Linked DNA regions of Homo sapiens: region 2 is linked to region 1. A link is a contact called in ENCODE Hi-C data. All regions are on one chromosome and are shown on one strand. Each heading gives the region's core, a stretch centred on a gene start or an enhancer-like site at or near the end of the contact. The rest is flanking DNA. Distances are from core to core; before and after follow the strand shown. Region 1 has its middle 280 kb from the start of LINC01615. Region 2 overlaps SMOC2 (SPARC related modular calcium binding 2).

What was found. A loop is a pair of places that touch in the nucleus more often than their neighbours do. Pooled maps may share reads with other maps.
Region 2: a loop to region 1 is called in a map of ascending aorta, with 2.7 times the contacts of the local background. The contact joins two enhancer-like sites. A Hi-C loop is called at or near these places in 1 of 168 maps with a recorded cell type or tissue (ascending aorta), 1 of 37 single-sample maps with no recorded cell type and 2 of 50 pooled maps.

Annotation. Positions count from the first base shown.
Region 1 is chr6:168,883,196-168,886,252 of GRCh38, forward strand. No RefSeq gene overlaps it. Among named protein-coding and RNA genes, the nearest start is that of LINC01615, 280 kb to the right of the region's middle. Within about 2 kb of position 1,581, at least 3 of the 41 ENCODE cell types and tissues checked have a DNase peak (open chromatin) inside an H3K27ac peak, as active enhancers do.
Region 2 is chr6:168,524,835-168,527,891 of GRCh38, forward strand. It overlaps SMOC2 (SPARC related modular calcium binding 2), which reads left to right. Exons shown (of 13, transcript NM_001166412.2): 3 at 1,512-1,618; 4 at 2,794-2,893. Among named protein-coding and RNA genes, the nearest start is that of SMOC2, 85 kb to the left of the region's middle. Within about 2 kb of position 1,622, at least 14 of the 41 ENCODE cell types and tissues checked have a DNase peak (open chromatin) inside an H3K27ac peak, as active enhancers do.

The sequences.
Region 1 (3,057 bases), core at 331-2,830:
AGCACCTAACTTCGAAACTTTGCTTAACTTTTGGAAGCACATGCAGTTCCTCAGAGAGATACTTAATGACTTCTAAAGTAGGTTGCCAATAAGGAAGAAAACCTTTAATCTATAAGGTGAAAAAGGGCCAACTGGGAGCTGGTGCTGTATCATGCCCCTGCTCTGAGATTCTGGGTCTGTTTTCTCATTTGTCAGATAGAGCCACAGGCCAGACAGTGTATGTAAAAGTTCCCTTCAATCTCAAATAACAGTGATTCTATGACTCTAGGTTCATTTATTCTAAATCATTTCAAACTTGTTAGGAGACGGATTTACAGTGCAGTCCATGAAGCTTGAATGTGAGCTCCCTCAGCTGCCGTCTCTTGCAGGGACTCAGGAGGGAAGCTGGACACATGTCTGTCTTCACGGAGTCTGGACAGCTCTCCATCCCCTCCCATGTCCTCTCTGCCGCCATTCCCTGGTGTCTGGTGGCATCGAAGGGATCATGAGGACTTTGAGATCCAATTTGAAAAGAGATGAACTGCAGTAATTTCACTCTGGCATGGTGGGATCCACTCATGGTTCACCATCACGTCTGTGGATAGTTGAATTACTGCTGATCTTCCCAGTGTGGAAGTGGCTTCCAGAACATTCACCCAACCACCGTGTGTCTCACCCGGCCTGTGACAAGAAGGAGCAGGGCCAGAGGTCAGTTCCGACGCAGAAGGGTCCTCCAGGGCCCAGGGGGATGGACAGCCAGGCAGACACAAGGCTCAAAGGCGCCGACCCCGAAGCTGCTCTGCAGGAAATTCTTCCAATCTGTACACCCTAAATTATATGCAGGTTCATCCCCACCTTATCCAAACAAAAGTCCTCGTCTGTCAAGCATCTCCTGTCGAGAATGCAGTACATGCAGCGATAAACACATCACACACAGGAAAAGGCATGTGGCACAAACACAATGGCAATTACTTGTGCAAGGTAGAACTTTTCAGAACCCCAGCGTCGGCAGTGCCGGGCGGGGCTGGCAGTCGGAAAAGCAAGTTCTGCGGCGGACCACGGGTTTAGGCTCACCGCGCAGTCCCAATACAACTCTATTTCCTGCGACTCTGGAAACTGAGTTTTCTTTCTGTTCTCTCTAAGGAAAACAATATTAAAATAGAGATAGCCATTGGCACATGAAAAGGTGGTTGAATAATATGCAGAAAAATTGGGGGAAATGTGTATGTGGGGCCGTTATTCAGTAGAAACATTGTATCACGTTCAGATGGGCCTTGTTGGAGAAGATTTGCTAGGTTTTCAGAACGCGTAGTGTTGTTGAGGTTTCTCTTCTCACTGCAGGCGAGGGCTTCCTGCTGTCCTTCCTGTTTGTAATTCGGTTTTACTTTTCTTACAGGGCTTCCGAAATCATTGAAGTGTCAAAACCTGAATCCACCAGAATGTGTCCATGGAACTGAAAACTATCAGATATTTAGACAGGGTGCGTTAAAGGGCTCACCGTGCGTCCGTTTTATGCCGTAATTATGTGCACAAATAATTGCATGGCCGGCGTCGCGTGAGACGCGGGAAGGACCGGGGAGCGGCAGAACCAGGGCTTCCAATTCCCGTCCGCGTTTAAAGCGCGCCAGCGCCCTCTGGTGCTCAGGCTGCGCAGCGCGCCGGCTCCGCGGGTGCCGCCAAGGGCCGGGGCTGCCTGGGGGCCTGCCCGGGGTTCCAGACCTGCTGGACCGTGCATGGCTCATCAGGCCGGGCCTGTCCAGGGGTTTGAGAACCGCAGACCTGCAGGACTGTGCATGGCTCATTAGGCCGGGTCTGTCCAGGGGGTCCAGACCTGCAGGACCGTGCATGGCTCATCAGGCCGGGCCTGTCCAGGGGTTCCAGACCCGCGGGGACCTTGGCTCCATCAGGCGGGAACCGCCCCGCGGGATTCTGAAAGGATGAATGCATTTTCCTCTTTCTAGCATGGAAGGATTGTTAATTATTTCTTCGTAGTTTTCTGTGCTTCCCTTTCTCCTTTTTGCCTCACCTGCTCTTTCCTCCTGAATCCTGAGTGATTTGGGTAAAGCCAATGGTCGGATTACCTGGGAAGAAGCTGGGAAGCCAAATGTATGAAGAGCGGGGCTTCAGATAGGGGCCACGGAGAGCCCAGGCCCAGGAGGCCTGCAGAGCCTGGGAGGAGGGAGGCTCACCCAGCCCGGGGCCTGGCCCCATGGGGGTCCTGCTGCAGAGGAGGAGGGAGGCTCACCCAGCGCTGGGCCTGGCCCCTGGTGGTCCTCCTGCAGATGTAGCCGTGAGGGCTGCTGACCCCCTCCAACTTCACCGCCTCTCCTGAATCCCAGGCCATCCCAGCCTCGTCTGGCGGTGTGAAGAGTGGATCTGAATTCCAAAGATCTGGGTCTTGCTCTGACTTTCCCCATTTGCTGCAGTTTGAGGAAGTAACGAATTATTTTGGAATCTTCATGTGTGTACATTTTAATTTTTAAAATAAGGGTAAAAAAATTCCACCATTGCAGGTGACTGAAAGTGAGGAGGGAGAGCTTGTGTGGAAGGACATGAAAAATTGCTCTCGGAGCCAACAACTGCTGCTCCCTTCTCCCTGCACCCTCTAGACAGGCGCTGTTCCTGACCCTGTGAAGAGGCAGCGTCATGCGGGGCGATGGGAACACAGAGACTGCAGCATGGACAGACGTTTGTGTTGCAAGCAGACACACACCTCCAGGGTAAATGTTTATTCCAGAGGCACCACCATTCCCACGCCCAGCGAGTGTGCATTCTTTCTGGATTCAGAGCCCCACAGTTGTGTTTGTGAGTCATCAATGGTGAACGGTGGGGCCTTCTGGGGACAGGGGTGTGATCCATGTCTCCGTTTTCAGGTGACAACACCAGTCCCCCACCCACCTCACCCCAAACAAAGAGGCCACTGATCCGGGCCGCACAGACACCGCAGCCAGCAGCCATGCGGCCCCGCCTTTTCATTTATTAAGCAGAGATTAATAATGGTATATTTACGGCCTGTCTGCGGCCGAGCGACACTGCGGCATTGATTCATTTCTGACCCTAGTATTGCGGGAACAACGA
Region 2 (3,057 bases), core at 372-2,871, 360 kb before region 1:
AGCATGTGGCCGGTGGTTCTGCAAAAGCCAGAGAGGAGTCGCACAAAGGCCCTGGAGCATTGTTAGAGGCGGAGCCTGTAGGAGCCCGCTGTGACGGGTGGAGCCCAGGGCTGGTAATCGGATCGCATTTTGCCATAGCCAGCACTTTAACCACGAGGGAGTCAAAAAGTCACCATCTGAAGACGGAAGTGAACAACATTTGAAGAAGAGTCCTTGGAGTCGAGACGGCCTTTGTGCTCTCTCAAGATGCAGGCACTTGTGATTGAAATCTGGAAATACGTTTTTTAAAAAGGAAAGCCATTTTTTCAAGTTTTAAAATTCAAATAAGCTATATGGTGTGATGGTCCCAAGAAGTAAAGCATGCATGTGTGTTCTGCTTCCGGGGAGGCGGCCCATGGCAGCCAACGTGACGTCGTCTCCTGTGGTGGGAGGCTGTTCTTAGGACAAGCCTTTTCCCCCTGGGGGCACTGAAAGATGGGCCTGGTTGATGCTGGGCTCACAGCTTTCACTCCCTGGGCTGGAAGGCTGAGAAGAGCTTCAGTAAGCAACCGACTTTGTGGTCCTCACGTGTCTTAACCTGGCCCTGATTGTGCAAGTTAGGGAGAAACAAGGCCTGCTTGTGGCACACACGGATCCTGCATTACTGCTTTTCATGTCTCTGTATTTCTGAATTAGTTTTTTTCCACAGTGAGCTTAGATATGCCTGGAAGTCTAAAGACTTTTCCAGTTTTGCTCATCCTTGGGGTGTCTTCTTAAGTAGTAGCAGTGACGTTGCGCCTTCTGTGAAATCTGTGTTGTTGGGAAGGTGGGATGTGGAGCCTCTGGGGCAGAGGATGAGGCTTTCTAAGAAGACCTGACCCTTTTATCCACCTGACAGTCAGATTTCCATGTGAAGGTGGAAGAGGCAGGACGGGAAACAGAGAAAAGGGACGAGCCACGCTCTCCTCTCAGGCTGGTCTCAGTGGGACGGTGCCCTGGGCTGCAGCTGTGGTTGGAAGTCCCACCGCGTGCGTCCTGAGACCCCCGCCCCTCAGTCACTTCCCTTTGGTCTGTTTTTAATGGTGGCATCTAGCCCTGCCCACCCTCTGCATCTGGACTTGATCCTGGTGTGTTCAGGTGGTCGTCCTTGGATCTGAGGACAGCCTGCCTCCGTCCCACCAGGCAGCTGGCGTTTCCCCATTTTCAGGAAGCAGGGGCCACCTGTTTCCCCAGGGATAAGCTAGGAGGCCTTCCTGGGCCTCAGTGTTCTTCCTCACTCAATGTGGAGAATGGGCCTGCCCTTCCCGCCCCTGGGCCTCGCATCAGATAGGACCAGGCCTGCATGTGACAGGCACCTGCCCTTCTTCTGAGGCTCCCTTTTCTGAGAGCTGAGCTGCCTGTGAAGCCCTTTCCAGCCTCCAGGTCCTCAGCACTCCTGCCTAACTCATGCCTTCACATCTTTCAATGTTCCTATATCTGTTCTATCTTCTTCCCATTGCATAACCACACCTCTGCCCTGTTCTTCCCTACAGACGTGTCCAGGTGTGTGGCCGAAAGGAAGTATACCCAGGAGCAAGCCCGGAAGGAGTTTCAGCAAGTGTTCATTCCTGAGTGCAATGACGACGGCACCTACAGTCAGGTTACCGGCCTTGCTTGGGAGGTTCTGCACCTGTGCGATTAGGGAGGGAGATGTGGAGCGGGTGTGGGGAGAAGGCAGGTGGGGGGAGCCGAACAGAAGAAGCAGCGGGTTTGTTCTCTGGGGAAATCAGCCTTCTGCATTTTAGAAGTTAATTCGTAATGAGCCTACTTGGCATAAATAGACACATAAATGAAGGTGTGTGTTTATTTCTTAGTTGGTGCAGGCATTTATATCATTGCTGCTGTCATTCACACTTTCATTACTATGAATTTAGCCTGGAAGCTTCCTTAGTGAGGCCAATTAGACCGTGCTAACCTGGCTTGCAGCTTAGAATTTAATTTTAGTTTGATTTTAATTATGGGGAGCACACACTAAAAGTCGTGTCTGTGCCAAGCGTGAGCTCCTGGATCATTCATTCCAACCTGATGGGCCCACAGACATGGAGCTGAGCCAAGTCAAATTCATGTTGTCAGCCAAAGGCACTGTTGAGAAAGTCAGCCAGCTCTCCGTTTTGAGTGTGTCAATGCTGTTAACTCCTTATTAAGGAAAAACAAAGTACTAACATACAATGCTAACTGGCACAGGGGCAGAAAGAGCAGAAAAAACAGCACGGGTTCTGCACTTTGACATGCCTGGGGCCCATTGGGTGATGATGTGAGTTCTGTGTGTTTACATCATCGTTTGGCCTTTGAGAGACAACGAGGGAGAGAATGAGAGAGAGAGGAGCTGGAGCTGAAGGACAGGCTGTTCTGGCCCTGGTTGCAGGGGGAGCGGGCGGTGCAGGCTGCAGAGTGAACACTAAAGAGGCCGAGGTTGCTCTCCTGGCTCTACAGTGGGGAGCTCCTGACCTTCCCGGGCCTCAGTTTCCCCACTCATAAGATGAGGGCTAGGGCTCCATCTGGAAGGCGGTGAGGATTAGTGGCTTCACAGGTAAGGTGTCCAGCCCACACTAGCAGTCAGTAAAGTGCTGATTTGGGCCCCTTTTATCTCTAAAACCCTGGGGTCAAGACCTGCACACTTTCTTTACCGAGGACTCAAATGCAGCCACAGAAGTAGCTCTGGGTATCCCAGGACCCTGTCTGAGCCACTGCCGCAGAAAGCAGAGTGGGCCTCGCAGCCGTGAGGCGCTGCGCCACGGGCCCGGGAGGGCTTACCCGTCCTGTGCTCTCTCGCAGGTCCAGTGTCACAGCTACACGGGATACTGCTGGTGCGTCACGCCCAACGGGAGGCCCATCAGCGGCACTGCCGTGGCCCACAAGACGCCCCGGTGCCCGGGTAGGTCTGACGTGCCTTTCCAAGTGGAAGGCTTGAAGGGAATTGGTTTGCCGTTTCTTCTCATCATCTTCCCTGGGTTTACTGATAATTCAAAGGGAAATCCAGTTTGGCCGGCATTGTGAGCCACAGTGGGAATAGATCTCGTCACTGACAAAGCCTACATT